Regions from separate parts of the Homo sapiens genome. Here region 1 is linked to region 2. A link is an interaction called in ENCODE POLR2A ChIA-PET data of the cell type or tissue named here. Cell type or tissue: Panc1. All regions are shown on one strand.

Region 1 (8,000 bases), 170 kb after region 2:
GCAGAGGTTGCAGTGAGCCGAGGTCATGCCACTGCCCTCCAGCCTGGGCGACAGAGTGAGACTGTGTCTCAAAAAAAAAAAAAATTCATAGTCCTGGCTTATGGATCAGTGGTGATGGGTGGTGGGTCCGTGGGTGTTTTTTTTGTATTATTAGAAATAAATAAATGAGTAAATTAATAGAAAAGGGCCGTGCATGGGCCAGTGGGGAAGTGTGTGGTGAAGCAAGAATTATGAGTCATCTGATTCTGTGCAACCGAGGCCCATGAATGAAACAGTAAAATAAAGCGTAATTAAGGTGCCAACATAATTTCCTCTCCAACTAGAAAATAAACACTTCATGGCATCCCTAAGAGTTTTGGATTTATTATGATTTTACCTGTTGAGATAAATAATCTGTCACTGTAGGTAGAAATTGAAAGTCTCTTTGGTCTGTTTAATATCTGTGTTAAGCTGTCATACATGCATGTCAGCTGTAATTTATAGAATAATAGAAACAATAATGCCTGGCTTACCATTCTAGAATAAGACACTCTACGCTGACCTTGGGTTTCCTGTGTATGGCTTACAAGATCAGACTGACATGCTAAAATTTGTTTTCGTTTCAGTTATGAAATAATTAAGGACAGGCTTTTTCAGGTCCTTCAGTGTTGTTTAAATGAATGAGAAGGTATGTTTCTTTGACTTTCTGAAACAGGGTTTAAGAAGCATGCAAAACTTAGAAGGAAAACAAGAACAAACTGACTAAGGAAGCATTTTGAATGAGTTCGGGTGCAGTGAAATCCTTCGGTGGGCAACTATTAGATCATTTCTGTGCAATCAAATCTTCTAGACTGAATAAAGATAAGCCAGCTTCATCTTAGAGAAAAAGAAACTTTTTGATATATGAGATAATCACAATGCAGAGGTAGATGAGGGAGAGTTTAAGGGGACGGTTTGCAGAAAAGGCTGTCGAATCCCTAAAAATAACAAGGCACTGCCACAGTCATTGGAAAACTCAAATCCTGAGGTGAGGTAATACTAGGAAAATGCTAAGTTCACTAAAATAGTTTTTTCCGCTGCAGTTTAAACACAAGTTTAGAGAGTATTTTTGTTGCTGATGGTGGTTGGTTTTGTTTTTTAAAGTATATTAAAGAAAAAATAATTCATCTCCTTCTAATAACAACAAAATTGAGACCTCTGTTGCAAGGATGAAATGATGGATTATCTCCTCTCTTTATCAAATCATCACTCTGGAATTAATATAAGAATCATAATCTTATTTACCTAGCTCTGTGTGAAAGTGGTCATCTATCAATATATGTGACATTTCATTCAGTAAGAAAGGAAAGAAACTTGCAACCAACTTTCAGGGAAGAAATAACATTTCCTCTGAACAATTCTAAGGAGGAAGGCAAAGTAGAGTTTCATGTTCTCAATTCTGCTGAAGATATGAATCATCACACCTTTGCTAGCAGTTACATGTCATAAGGGCTTTGAGATGCCAAGTGAGTCAAGCCCATTTGTGACATTTGATAGGCCTACTTTTTATCCATGTGGCACTACAGAATGGATTCAAATCTCACTAGAACAATCTTTCTCTTTCTCTCGCTCAGTCTTTTTCTTCTGTGTTTTTCTAGAGTCGAGAAGTTTTAAAGAGGAGGGGCTAGGAGACCAAACATATCAAAAGAAGCCATGGGGGAGCAAAATCCAAAGGAATCTGTCGCATGTAAAGAGATAATATTTTTGCTTTCTTGTTTTTCCTATAGTTGCTGTCAAGGAGATGAGCCCAAGTAATAAGGAGGATAGGTAGATGACAGGGATGGGGAGAAACTTCAAATTAACATTTTTATTTTAACATGTGTATACCAGACACAAACTATTGAAGCCGAGAGAGGGGTAAATAAGAAATACGAATAGACATGTAGCAGGTAAGGAGATTGAATTGGTAATTAAAAACTTCCTACCAAAAAGCTCAGACTCACATGGCTTCATTGGTGAATTCTATCAAATGCAGAATTAGCAACAATCTCTCATAAACTTTTTTTTTTTTCCTTAGACGGAGTTTCGCTCTTGTTGCCCAGGCTGGAGTGCAGTGGTGTGATCTCGGCTCACTGCAACCTCCACCTCCCGGGTTCAAGCAATTCTCCTGCCTCAGCCTCCTGAGTAGCTGGGATTACAGGCATGTGCCACCACACCTGGCTAATTTTGTATTTTTAGTAGAGATGGGGTTTCTCCATGTTGGTCAGGCTGGTCTCGAACTCTCAACCTCAAGCGATCCGCCTGCCTCAGCCTCCCAAAGTGCTGGGATTACAAGCATGAGCCACCACGCCCGGACCCTCTCATAAACTCTTAAAAAGAGAAGAGGAGGAAACACTTTTCACCTTATTCTATGTCGCCAGTATTACCCTGATACCAAAACCAGTCAAAGATATCATAAGAAAAGTACAAACCAATATCCCTTATACATATCAATACAAACATCCTCAACAAAACACAAACTGAATCCAATGAGATTCATCCAAAGAAGATAAGGATGCTTTAACTTTGAAAAATCAGTCAATGTAATGCACTGTATTAATAGCATGACAACAAAACCACATAGTCATCTGAAGAGATGGGAAAAAAAGCATTTTACAAAATTTAACAATCTTTCATAATACAAACACACAAAAACTAAGAATAGAAGGGAACTTCCTCCACCTGATCAAGGGAATCTACAAACAAACCACACCTAACATTACACATGTGGTAAAAGACAGAATGTTTTTGCCCTAAGGAAGTCCACTCTCACCACTTCTATTCAACATTGCAATGGAGGATCAAGCCAGGACAATTAGACAAGAAAGAAAAGTGAAAGACATCAGATGGGAAAGAAAGAAGTAAAACTATCTCTGTTTGTAGATGACATGATCTAATATTAAAAATTCTAAGCATGCCACAAAATAAACTATTAGGCATATAAAATTAGTTCATTAAGGTTGCTGGGTAGCAGATCAATATACAAAAGTCGGTTGGTTCTATACACTAGCAATGAACAATTTGAAAATAAAAGTAAGAAAATAGTTCCATTTATAATAGTATCAAAAAGAATAAAATATTTTAAGGATAGATTTTTCCAAAAAATTCAAGACTTCTACACTGAAAACTATAGTACAAAACATCATTGGAAGAATTACAGAGGATCTAAATTAATGGAAGACATCTCATGAACATAGATTGGAATACTCAATACTTATTGTTAAGACGGCAGTACTCCCCAAATTGATCTACAGATTCAATATAATCCCTATCATTATCCCAGCTGGCTTTTTTTTTTCGGCAGAAACTGACAAGCTTATTATACAATTCATACGGAAAGGCAAGGCACCAAGAATAACCAGAACAATCTTGAAAAATTAAAACAAAGTTGAAAGACTCACACGTCCTGATTTTAAAGCTTACTACAAAGTGACAGTAAGCAAGACAGTGTGGTACTAGCCGGACATGTAGATCAATGGAAGAGAATTTAGAGTCCAGAAATAAATCCTTATGTTTGTGGCCAATCAATTTTGACAAATAGAGCTACCCTAGAATCCAGCAATCCCACTGCTGGGTATATACCCAAAAGAAAGAAAATCACTATACTGAAGAGATGTCTGCATGCCCATGTTTATTGCAGCACTATTCACAATAGCCAAGATCTGGAAGCAACCTAAGTATCCATCAATAGATGAATGGATAAAGGATATGTGGTACATATACACAATAAAGTACTATTCAGCCATAGAAAAGAATTAGATGCTGTAATATGCATGGGACTGGAGGTCATCATGTTAAGTGAGACAAGCCAGGCACTGACTGACAAACTTTGCATGTTCTCACTCACTTGTGAAAGCTAAAAATTAAAACAGTTGAATTCATGGAGATACAGAGGGGAAGAATGGTTCCCAGAAGGTAGTAAGGGCTGGGGTGGGGAGGACAGAAGGATGGTTAAAGTGTACACAAATATAGTTAGAATGGGTGGGTGCGGTGGCTCATGCCTGTAATCCCAGCACTTTTGGAGGCCGAGGCAGGTGGATCACTTGAGGTCAGGAGTTCGAAACCAGCCTGACCAATATGCTGAAACCCTGTCTCTTCTAAAAATACAAAAATAAGCCGGGCATGGTGGCGTGCATCTGTAGTCCCAGCTACTTGGGAGGCTGAGGCAAGAGAATCACTTGAACCCAGGAGGCGGAGGTTGCAGTGAGCTAAGATCATGCCACTGCACTCCAGCCTGGGTGACAGAGCGAGACTCCATCTACAAAAAAAAAAAAAAAGAAATATATATATTTCTTTTCTATTTATACATATGTATATATATGAATTAGAATATATGTATATATTCTAATATATATATTAGAATGAATAAGATCTAGTATTTGATATCACAACAGGGTGACTACAGTCAACAATAATTTATTGTACATTTTAAAATACCTAACAGATTATAATTGGATTGTTTGTAACACAAAGCTATGACAAATGCTTTAGGAGATGGATACCCCGTTTACCCTGATGTGATTGTTATACATTATATGCCTGTATCAAAATGTTTCATGTACTGCATAAATACATACACCTACTATGTACCCACAAAATTAAAAATTAAAATATTTTTAAAAATTAGGAAATTATTAGACTCATAGATATAATTTTAAATTAGAAATTAGAAAATCAAGCACGGGTGGTTTTATGAGTAGGTCCAGTATTACCCTCCTCTCTCTAGATCTTTTTAACAAATGGTGCTGGGAAAACTGAATATCAACATGCAAAAGAATAAAGTTGGACTCCTTTCTTACATACACAAAAATTAAATCCATATGAGTCATAAACCTTAATGTGAGAGCTAAAACTATACACTCTTAGAAGAAGTACTAAAGGTAAATTTTAATATCCTTGAGTTAGGTAAAGTCTTCCTAGATAAAACAACAAAGCAAAAGTGGCAAATGAAAAAAAAAGATTGATTGGACTTGATCAAAATTAAAAACTTTTGTTCTGCAAAAGACACCATCAGGTTAAAAAAAAAAACCCCACAAAATGGGAAAAATATTTGCAAATCAAATATATTCAGAATAGAAGGGTAACTTGCTTCTAGAATAAGTACAGAACATCTACAACTCAATAATAAAAAGAAAAATAAGCTATTTTTTAAAAAAATGCACAAAGGATCTGAACAGACATTTCTCTAAGAAAGATATATAAATGGCCAACAAGAATATGAAAAGATGCCCAAAAATTATCCACCATTAGGGAAGTGAAAATCAAAACCACAATGAGATATCACTTCACACCCATGAGGATGGCTATAATTAGACAAATAATAGTAAGTATTGGCCAGGCGCTGTGGCTCCCGCCTGTAATCCTAGCACTTTGGGAGGCCAAGGCAGGCAGATTACGAGGTCAGGAGTTCGAGACCAGCCTGACCAACATGGTGAAACCTCATCTCCACTAAAATACAAAAATTAGCCGGGCGTGGTGGTGCTTGCCTGTAATCCCAGCTACTCAGGAGGCTGAAGCAGGAGAATCGCTTGAACCCGGGAGGCGGAGTTTGCAGTGAGCTGAGATCACGCCATTGCACTCCAAATAGAGTGAGACTCCATCTCAAAAAAAATAGTAAGTATTGGCAAGGACACGAAAAATTGGAACCCTCTTAGTTTACCATGGGAATGTAAAATGGTGCAGCCACTTTGGAAAACAGTGTGTCAGTTACCCACAATATTAAACAGAGTTCTTATATTACCTAAAAATTCTACTCCTGGGTGTATACCCCAGAAATCAAAACATATGTCTACGTAACATTTGTACATAAATGTTCATAGTAGCAGCATTTTTTGTAATAGCCAAAGAGTAGAAACAACCCAAATGTCTATCAACTGATGAGTGACTAAACAGAATGTGGTCTATCCATACAAGAGACTATTAGCCACAAAAGCAAATGAAGTTCTTATCCATGGCACGGCGCTAATGACCCCCAAAGACCTTGAAAATGTGAAGTGAAAGAAGCCAGGCGCAAAAGACCACATGCTGTATCAGACCATGGATGCGAAATGTCTGAAAAAGGGAAATCCACAGAGCCAGAAACTAAATTAGTGATTGCCAGGGGCTGGGAGGAAGAGAAAATAGGGAGTGACTGCTCATAGGTGTGGGATATATTTTTTTTGAAGGTGATAAAAATGTTCTAAATTACGTAGTCATGATGGTTACACAACTCTTCAAAAGTATTAAAAAACGCTAAATTTCACACTTTAAAAGAGTGATTTTATGGTATGAATTATACCTCTATAAAGCTATTATGCAAAAAAGTGTGTATTATTTCTCTTTTGTCTCTCCCTCACCCTGTTCCATATATATATATATGTAATTTTTTTTCTGTATTTCTCTATGTCTCCACAACAGTCACTCCATTAAGAAGCATGTTTTACTTACTACTAATGATTAGAGAAAATTCAAGTTCTTCTGTACACAATAGTAAACTTCACCAACTACAACCCAAGCCAAGACATGGTAATTCCTTCTCTTCCCTTTCTCTGGAGACAGATTTTACAGGCTGACATATTGACATATTTCTTTCTTTTTTCTTTTTTTTTTTTTTTTTGTTGAGACGGAGTCTCTCTCTGTCACCCAGGCTGGAGTGCAGTGGTGTGATCTCGGTTCACTGCAACCTCCACCTTCCAGGTTCAAGGGATTCTTCTGCCTCAGCCTCCTGAGTAACTGGGACTACAGGCGCCCACCACCACACCCCGCTAATTTTTGTATTTTTAGTAGAAATGGGGTTTCACCATATTGACCAGACAGGCTGACATATTTCTAAGGGCTGGTGCCTGTGCTGGAAGGTCACATACATTGCAGAGGAGAAGGTGAGAACGTGAAGGTGGCTCAACACAAGTCTTTCCCATAATTAGGAAACCGAGCATGAGTGGCTCCACGAGTGCGTCTAGTGTCACCCTCCTCTGGTGCGTGTGAGTCATTAGCATCATGTCGGCACCTTCACCATGATGGACATGGGAGAGTGTAGGTTTGTGAGTCAGGCGGATGTGTTCTGCAAAATGTGGAGAACCAAACTCAGAATCGCTGGATTCCTGCCAAATGGAATCTCAGCCACATTTTGTGTTTGCTGCTCTCTTAGTTTGGTAGAAAGAGGCCAATCAGGAAAAAAAGGTTATATCAGGAAATATTTTTCTTCAAAACTGAAAGAAGCAAAACAAAAGGAAAATAGATAATTTTAAGCTTCAACTCAACCCAATCTCCTATCCATTCTGGATCCTCAGGAAAAAACAGATTGAGAACCTGTAAAATCCTTCAGAATCCAAGAAAAATTTACTAAAGTAATGTCCACTAAAGGGATGAGTACGTCTTAGAGCAAGTGAGACTGTAGGTTTCCTAATTCCTGGCCTCATAAGTTTCCCACAATATAGCACAGACTCCTCTCCTCATTTCACATAAACTTCCAGAAATTAGAGTTTAAAGGAACAGAAACACGTACACCAAGAAGCATGATTTTCTGCTTACACCTAAATTAGCCCAGAACTTTCACTCATGATGTAGTTTTACTCTGTATGAATGCGTGCGTTGTGTATCTCTACATACACATCCATATGAGTGTTATAATTGCATACATATCTATTAGGTCAAACCATGGGGATTTGCTCATATTGAACACTTTAACCTGTAGAACAGCAATTTCATATGGTTCAACCTAACATGCCTACACAACTGTAAAATTTATATAAGGGGAGTAGATACATTTGATGACTTCAAACCATTACCAAGACTGGGTTTCCAGACTGCTCATAATGAAGGTAATCACTTTATGACATCTATCTTATTTGATGTCCTTTCTTTTTTGCAGAGAATCTGGGCCCATCATGAGCCTGTGATTTGCAGACCTTGTTTCAGGGTTTGCTTCATGTCAGAAGGTGATGCGGCTTTATGAAGGAGGGAAGAGTGAACTCAAGAGTAGTGATGAAATGTGTTAAAGGGTGATTGGCAGACTCTTATGCAAA
Region 2 (8,000 bases):
AAGGAAAGGCAGACACAGACAGATGTGGGGCAGCCCCGGTGCGGGGAGGCAAGAGTGGACCCAACAGAAGTGGCCTGGCCTGCCTGAGCTGGCCCACCCCCGGAAAAGTGCCTTGGGCAGGGCCTGCAGGGATGGGACTTCCAAGAGCTCTCCTTCCATCCCTACAAACCACGCTCCTGGGGGACTTTCCCCCTGCCTCACCTAGGACTCATTCACGAGAGCCAGCCTTTGGATACCTCTGCCAGCCAGAGTTGTCCAAGAAAAAGCTGTATTATGATATTACCAGAGAGGGAGAGACCTCAGTTCCTCTCCATCTCTGCTGTCCTTCTTTCTCACCCTAGTAGCCCCAAGCTGCTAAGACCAAAGGTGGAAGGAATGGGGAGCAGAAGAGCAAATCAAACCCACCCAGGGTGTGCTGATGCATGGCTTGCAAGCCGCATGGAGGAGGGGGTGGAGCAAGCCTTGATGTGCAGTCTCTGCCCATCCCTGTGGTGTAAATACTCCCACCAGCTTCAAGCTCCCAGCCTGATGCCTCTGAACGCAGGGCTGGAAAAGTCTGCACTTCAGCACACCCTTCACCCCACAGAGGCAATACACACAAACCGCCTCTAAAGAAGAGATGCTAGTAAATGCAGTTGAGAAATCAGGAAGTAATGAGTAGTTGGAGTATGGATTACCTTTGTTGCTAATATAATTCATTAGAAGTTTATGTATTTTTTATGGTGGCTCTGTTGAAAAACAGCAGAGAAGCAGACACTTGGCTCTGGCCCCTGGGGCCTGGCCCCCCCACCCCAGGCCTGCCTTGGCAGAAGCAGGGCAGGAGGCAGAGATGCCCAGTGAGGGGCGCTTGCATTTGGCCAGATTCCTCCCCCTGTGCCTTTGCATCCGCACACAGAGTGCAGAGCCCAGGGCTGCTCCTAGGCCTTTGACTGGCAGGAAGCCGTGCTGTGCAGCCTCTTTTTCTCCTGCCTGCAAGTAGTCTGCGTGACACTGAGACGTGACAGCATACTGGCAGTCCTCACAGCCCTCACTCGCTCTCGGCGCCTCCTCTGCCTGGGCTCCCACTTTGGCGGCACTTGAGGAGCCCTTCAGCCCACCACTGCACTGTGGGAGCCCCTTTCTGGGCTGGTCAAGGCCGGAGCCGGCTCCCTCAGCTTACAGGGAGGTGTGGAGGGAGAGGCGCCAGCGGAACCCGGGCTGCGCGCGGCGCTTGCGGGCCAGCGCGAGTTCCGGGTGGGCGTGGGCTTGGCGGGCCCCGCACTCGGAGCATCAGGCCGGCCCTGCAGGCCCCGGGCAATGAGGGGCTTAGCACCCGGGCCAGCGGCTGCGGAGGGTGTACTGGGTCCCCCAGCAGTGACAAACCACCGGCGCTGCACTCGATTTCTCGCCGGGCCTTAGCTGCCTTCCCGCGGGACAGGGCTCGGGATCTGCAGCCCGCCATGCCTGAGTCTCCCACCCTCTCCGTGGGCTCCAGTGCGGCCCGAGCTTCCCCGATGAGCGCCGCCCCGTGCTCCACGGCGCCCAGTCCCATCGACCACCCAGGGGCTGAGGAGTGCCGGCTCACAGCGCGGGATTGGCAAGCAGCTCCGCCTGCAGCCCCGGTGCGGGATCCACTGGGTGAAGCCAGCTGGGCTCCTGAGTCTAGTGGGGACGTGGAGAACCTTTATGTCTAGCTAAGGGATTGTAAACACACCAATCGGCACTCTGTATCTAGCTCAAGGTTTGTAAACACACCAGTCCGCACCCTGTGTCTAGCTCAGGGTTTGTGAATGCACCAATCGACACTCTGTATCTAGCTCAAGGTTTGTAAACACATCAGTCAGCACCCTGTGTCTAGCTCGGGGTTTGTGAATGCACCAATCGACACTCTGTATCTAGTTACTCTGGTGGGGCCTTAGAGAACCTTTGTGTGGACACCGTATCTAGCTAATCTGGTGGGGCCTTGGAGAACCTTTACGTCTAGCTCAGGGATTGTAAATACACCAATCGGCACTCTGTATCTAGCTGCTCTGGTGGGGCCTTGGAGAACTTTTATGTCTAGCTTGGGGGTTGTAAACGCACCAATCAGCGCCCTGTCAAAACAGACCATTCAGCTCTACCAATCAGCAGGATGTGGGTGGGGCCAGATAAGAGAATAAAAGCAGGCTGCCTGAGTCAGCGGCGACAACTCCTTCGGGTCACGTTCTGCATTGTGGAACCTTTGTTCTTTTTCTCTTTGCAATAAATCTTGCTTACTGCTCACTCTTATGGGTCCACACTGGTTTTATTAACTGTAACACTTATCTTGAAGGTCTGCAGCTTCATTTCTGAAGCCAATGAGACAATAACCCTACTGAGAGGGATCGAACAACTCCTGAAGTGCAGCTTTAAGAGTTGCAACACTCGCACTAAAGGTCTGCAGCTTCACTCTTGAGCCAGTGAGACCACAAACCCACCACAAGGAAGAAACCGAATGCATCCGATACATCAGAAGCAACAGACTCTGGACATGCTGACGTTAAGAACTGTAACACTCACCGTGAGGGCCTGTGGCTTCATTCTTGAAGTCAGTGAGAGCAGGAACTCAAATTCCAGACACAATACTTGGAGCTCTGGAGCTGCCTGGCGGAGGCACACCAGGGAGTCTCAGGTTTTGACAGTTTCACTTGTTTCCTAACAAGCCTCAGCGGGGTTCTGCCCAGGACCGCTGCCTTGGGACCCCCAGATCCCTGCTCCAGTTTCTCTGCAGCTAGCTTTGGTTCTTCTGCAGGTCTCTGCATTCCTCCTCCCTGGCCACGGCTCCCTTCTGCCCTGCTGTGCCCGCTTTTCGCCTTTGGGTGCGCAGGTTTCCTGCGGTGCTGGTTGGAAACGCGGAGTAGGCCCCAGAGCTGTCTGCAGAGGGAGCCTGGCCCCTTCCTCTGTCCCAGGAGGAGGCCCTGACACCCAGGCGCCAGGCCCAGCACGGGAAGGGTAACGCAGAAAGGAAGGCCCGGCGGGGGGCTCCGTCGGCGGGGAGGGCGGGAAGGCCCGGCGGGGGGCTCCGTCGGCGGGGAGGGCGGGAAGGCCCGGCGGGGGGCTCCGTCGGCGGGGAGGGCGGGAAGGCCCCGCGGGGGGCTCCGTCGGCGGGGAGGGCGGGAAGGCCCGGCGGGGGGCTCCGTCGGCGGGGAGGGCGGGAAGGCCCGGCGGGGGGCTCCGTCGGCGGGGAGGGCGGGAAGGCCCGGCGGGGGGCTCCGTCGGCGGGGAGGGCGGGAAGGCCCCGCGGGGGGCTCCGTCGGCGGGGAGGGCGGGAAGGCCCGGCGGGGGGCTCCGTCGGCGGGGAGGGCGGGAAGGCCCGGCGGGGGGCTCCGTCGGCGGGGAGGGCGGGAAGGCCCGGCGGGGGGCTCCGTCGGCGGGGAGGGCGGGAAGGCCCGGCGGGGGGCTCCGTCGGCGGGGAGGGCGGGAAGGCCCGGCGGGGGGCTTCCTCGGCGGGGAGGGCGGGACAGTCCGGTCCAGAGCTCAGCAGCGCCCGCGGCGGCCTGGAAAGGACCTTGCGGACTGGAGAGCCGAGGCCTAGCGCCGCATGGTTGGAGGTGTGCTTTTCCCCTGGCCGGAAGTTGTGCTTTCGCTGCTGGTGTCGGCTTCCCATCGCGAAGCAGTTCTCCATTGGTTCGGACTGGCGGGGCTGTTGTGCTGGGCTGGCCGGGAAGGGCTGGCTCGGGGCCCGCAGGAGCCAGGCCACAAGGAGACGGCCCTGGGAAGCCTTCCCTGTGCCCTGTTCAGGACAGGCGAGCAAAGTCACCTGCAAGTCCTTACCGATCCTCTTCCCCAGCAGGGCCCAGCACCTCCTGCCCTCTTCCCGGGCACCCACGGGCTCCTGGAGGTGGTCCCAGCCAGCACGGGCCCCGCGGCCACGCGTCTCACGGCACTGGGAGCCTCTGCAGCCCCCGCCGCACCCCAAGCCTTGCCCTGAGGCCCCCTCCGCCCACACCCCACCTCTTTCCCCGCGGCCACACCCATCTTTCAGGGGTTTCTCCTTCAAACTCCAGGACAAAAACAGCCGTCCCAAATGTTGGGGACCTACCCAGGTCTCAGGCAGACTCTGCTAGCACTAACGTGCTTCCATTCTCTACCTTGTTCCATAGCTGAGTTTTTCTTCTGCGCTCCAAAGGGACTTTGTGAGGGCTCCCTGCCTCCATCCTACAGAGGAGGTGGCATCCTGTGCCACACATGGTCTCTCTTTGGAGGCTGAAGAAAGTCTGGGATCAAGAGTAAGAGGCACAAGGGCTCCCTGCTCCTCACCCAGAGTGTCTTGAACAGAGCAGTGGGAGAGCAGGGACTCCGTCCAGGCAGGCAGGCCACAAGCCCATGGAAGCCCCATGGCCCCTCCACTCACCTTCCTCTTCTGGCTGTGGTCACTGGTGAGGGGAGACATGAACTAGCGCCTGATTCCAGGTGGAAGGAACCAGGTAGAAGGGGAGGGACAGCCTCCCAGCACAGAGGAGACTAAGAACAAAGTGACCAGCCGGCCAGGTCCAGGTTGGCTGCATGTGGCCAGGCAGCTCACGCTGAGAGGGGACGTCACTCCATCTCTCATTCTGCTTATTCTCTCCTTTAGACGGTTAAAATCTATTTTTAAAATTTTCAACCTAAACATCTTTTAAAGTTCAATGTTTTGTATCATGACCTGGGTCCTAAATGTCAAAAAAAAAAAAAAAAAAAAAAAAAAAACCCTGAATTTTGTTTTGCCATTGCTTATGAACATGAGGGAAAGCAGGCCTCTTGGTTGTTTCATGAACCTTTAAAACATTGAGCAAAAGTTATGTGGTCACAAAATCACACGGTGGTGAGTAAGCTCCGGTGCGAGGTCACCCAAGCAAACATAGCCACGGGGATGACTAAAATGTTCAGGCACCTCTGAAGTGAGTGTCTCAGCTTCAGTTGTTTGCATTTCTTGGCTCTTTTTTTTTTTGCCAGGAAAAGACTCCAACATGTAATCATTTACAGAGAAGAGTCATGTTTCAGCAACATGGAAAAAATGTAAATCAATCTATGAGACTGACCATGGACAAGGACTTTATGTTCCTTATCCAGAAGGAAGGCAGAATTTTCCAACAAAGCTGTGAAATTGTAGGAAAGCATCCAGTCACCAGGTTTCAGAGAGATTTGCTTGTTGGAGATTTATGGCCGATCAGAGAAAACGGTTGGTCAGAGAAAGAGGAAACCCCTCCTTCCAGTCTATAACTTGACCTACTGATTAAAGTTACAGGGTAAAAATGAAGATCTCCCCTGAAGTCAATAATCAATCAAGTAATTAATTCTTAATTGATTAAATTTTCTGTTCATCTGATAAGCATGAGGCCCCAAAAGCAGATGCTAGGCACCATGGGAGACAGATGGGAATTTGGTGTCTCTCTAAGGAGTAGTACTACACCTGCCACGGGTTTCGGAATCCAGAGGACTTCAGATGCATCTAAAGGCATTTTAATTCTTATTAATTATTTAAAAAAGATGTTGGAAAATAGATATATCATTGGCCCATCAAACTTGTGGCTTTTACACGTTTTATTGCTCAACATGGTGCTAAAGTAGATATTTAACTTTAGGCCAGGCACAATGGCTCATGCCTGTAATCCTAGCACTTTGGGAGGCTGAGATGAGCAGATCACCTGAGGTCAGGAGTTTGAGACCAGCCTGGCCAACATAGTGAGACCCCATTTCTACTAAAATAACAAATATTAGCCAGGTGTGGTGGCACATGCCTATAGTCCCAGCTACTTGGGAGGCTGAGGCAGGAGAATTGCTTGAACCCAGGAGGCAGAGGTTGCAGTGACCCAAGATGGTGCCATGGCACTCCAGCCTGGGTGACAGAGTAAGACTTCGTCTAAAGAAAAATGTTTAAAACCAACAGTTTTAAGAAAATAGCAATACTTTTAAAAGTATTTTAAGAAGTAATGTTTTAAATAGATAACAGATACTAAATGCATAATAGTCATATTTTTAAATTAAATAATGTTTAAATAAATAATCAAAAGTTTGAAGGCAGTGTAAATAGGACTAAAATTTAGGAAACACTGAGGTAAGAAGGTACTGCCCTACTCTCAAAGGAGCTTCTAATGAATACCAAGTTAGTAATAGCTGCTGTGCTTTAAATGTGTCCCCCAAATTTCATGTGTTGAAAACTTAACCCCCACATTGATTTGCTGATGATATTTGGAGGTAGGGCCTTTGGGAGGTAATGAGGATTAGATAAGGTCATGAGGGTGCGGCCCCCATGATGGGACTGGTGGCTTCCTAAGGAGAGGAAGAGAAACCTGAGCTGGCGTGCCCATGCCCTCTGGCCATGCGACACCCTCAGCCATGCGACGTTATGATGCAGCAAGGAGGTCCTTACCAGGTACCAGTGCCATGCTCTTGGACTTCCCAGCCTCCAGAATCATAATAATACATACTTTTCTTTGTAAATTACCCACTCTATGGTATTCCATTATAGCAACAGGCAACAGACTAAGACAATTCGCCAATATTTACATAGGATTAACTGTGCCCCAGCTATTACTCTTAGCACTTTATCACTAATCCCGACAACTACCCTATGAAATAGGTGTCCTGTTTCATAGAAGAAACTAAAGCACAGAGAGTTTTATAGGATGAAGATGGAGCACCTGGGTAGGACCAGCCAGGATGATATCCTTTCACCAACACTTGCTGACCATGGGACCCTCTCAAGATCCTCCCTGTGCTCTGTGCCCCCATCTGTAAGGTGAGAAATGAAATGCCTGTCTCCCAGGATTACTTCAAGGATTACAGGAGTTGACACATGGCAGTGCACTTAGCACCTAATAAATGTTAATTAGACCTTTATGCTTAATCCCAAACTCTTGGTTCTTCTCCTTTCTTTGTGGAACAGGCTGTTCTCTCTGCTCCCATTCTCTTTCCCCACCTAAAGAAATTGGCTCCCATCTGTGGGATACCAAGCATCTTAGAAAGTCTGGGTGTGATGCTGGAGGGCTGCTCACCAGTGGTGTGGATACAGGTACACCGTGCCACCTCTCTGACTCTTGGTACGTCAATGGTGGAAGGGAAGGCAGGCTGGCATCAGAATTAAGAGATAAGGCTATGAAACCACAAAGGCCTGGATTTGAATCCTGGCTTCCTCTTTTAGTAGTTGTATATTAGGGTACTGGCTTTACACTCCTGGGCCTCAGTTTCTCACCTTAAAAATGGAGAATGAAAATATTTCCTTCTCGGAAATGCCCTGCCCGTAGCGTCTGTCTCAGTGCTTGCTGGCCTCCTGCACCCACACAGAAGCTGTGCGATTACAGCTGGCTATCCCTGGAAAGCAGGGAGGGTCAGGAACATGGGGAGTCTTCAGAAGATGTTTGTGGAATGAATCCTTTTTAAAAAAATCAATGTTCTTCAGAAAATAACAAGTGTTGGTGAGGATGTGGGGAAACTGGAATCCTTGTGCATTGCTGGTGGGAATGTAAAATGATGCAGCCACTGTGGTAAACAGTACAGTGGTACCTTTAAAATATTAATTATAGAATTTTCATCGCTCCAGCAGTTCCACTTCTGGGTATACACATGAAAGAATTGAAAGCAGGGTCTTGAAGACCCATTTGTCCACCCATGTCCACAACAGCGTTATTCACAGTAGCTAAAACACGGAAGCAACTCAAGTGTTCAGGACAGATAAATGAACAAAATATGGTCCACCCATGCAATGGAATATGATTTAGCCTTAGAAAGAAAGGAAATTCTGACACGTGCTGCAACATGAACGAACCTGGAGGACATCAAGCTCAGTGAAATAAGCCAGACACAGAAGGACAAATACTGCAGGATTCCACGCATACAAGGTATCCAGAGTAGTCAGTTTCATAGAGATAGAAAGTAGAATGGTGGGGGCTGGGGGCAAAGGGGCCAGGGAATGGGGAGATAGTGTGGGATGGAGACAGGGTTTCAATTTGGGAAGATGAGAAAGTCCTGCAGACAGATGCTGGATATGGCTGCACAGCAATGTGAATTACTTAATGCCACTG

Evidence for each region. Peaks named below come from ENCODE experiments on the same cell type or tissue, not always from the same donor. Only the 100,000 strongest peaks of a DNase experiment are listed, where the experiment ranks them.
Region 1: POLR2A ChIA-PET joins it to region 2 with 13 read pairs; 2 of 35 experiments call an interaction of 5 or more read pairs at or near these places.

The regions. Positions count from the first base shown.
Region 1 is chr6:245,558-253,557 of GRCh38, reverse strand. No RefSeq gene overlaps it. Among named protein-coding and RNA genes, the nearest start is that of DUSP22, 43 kb to the left of the region's middle. RefSeq lists an enhancer at 1,365-1,434. In Panc1, no CTCF peak of the experiment used is centred here; no DNase peak of the experiment used is centred here; H3K27me3 peaks cover 1,374 bases.
Region 2 is chr6:419,755-427,754 of GRCh38, reverse strand. No RefSeq gene overlaps it. Among named protein-coding and RNA genes, the nearest start is that of IRF4, 32 kb to the right of the region's middle. In Panc1, no CTCF peak of the experiment used is centred here; a DNase peak (open chromatin) is centred at 4,854; H3K27ac peaks cover 278 bases.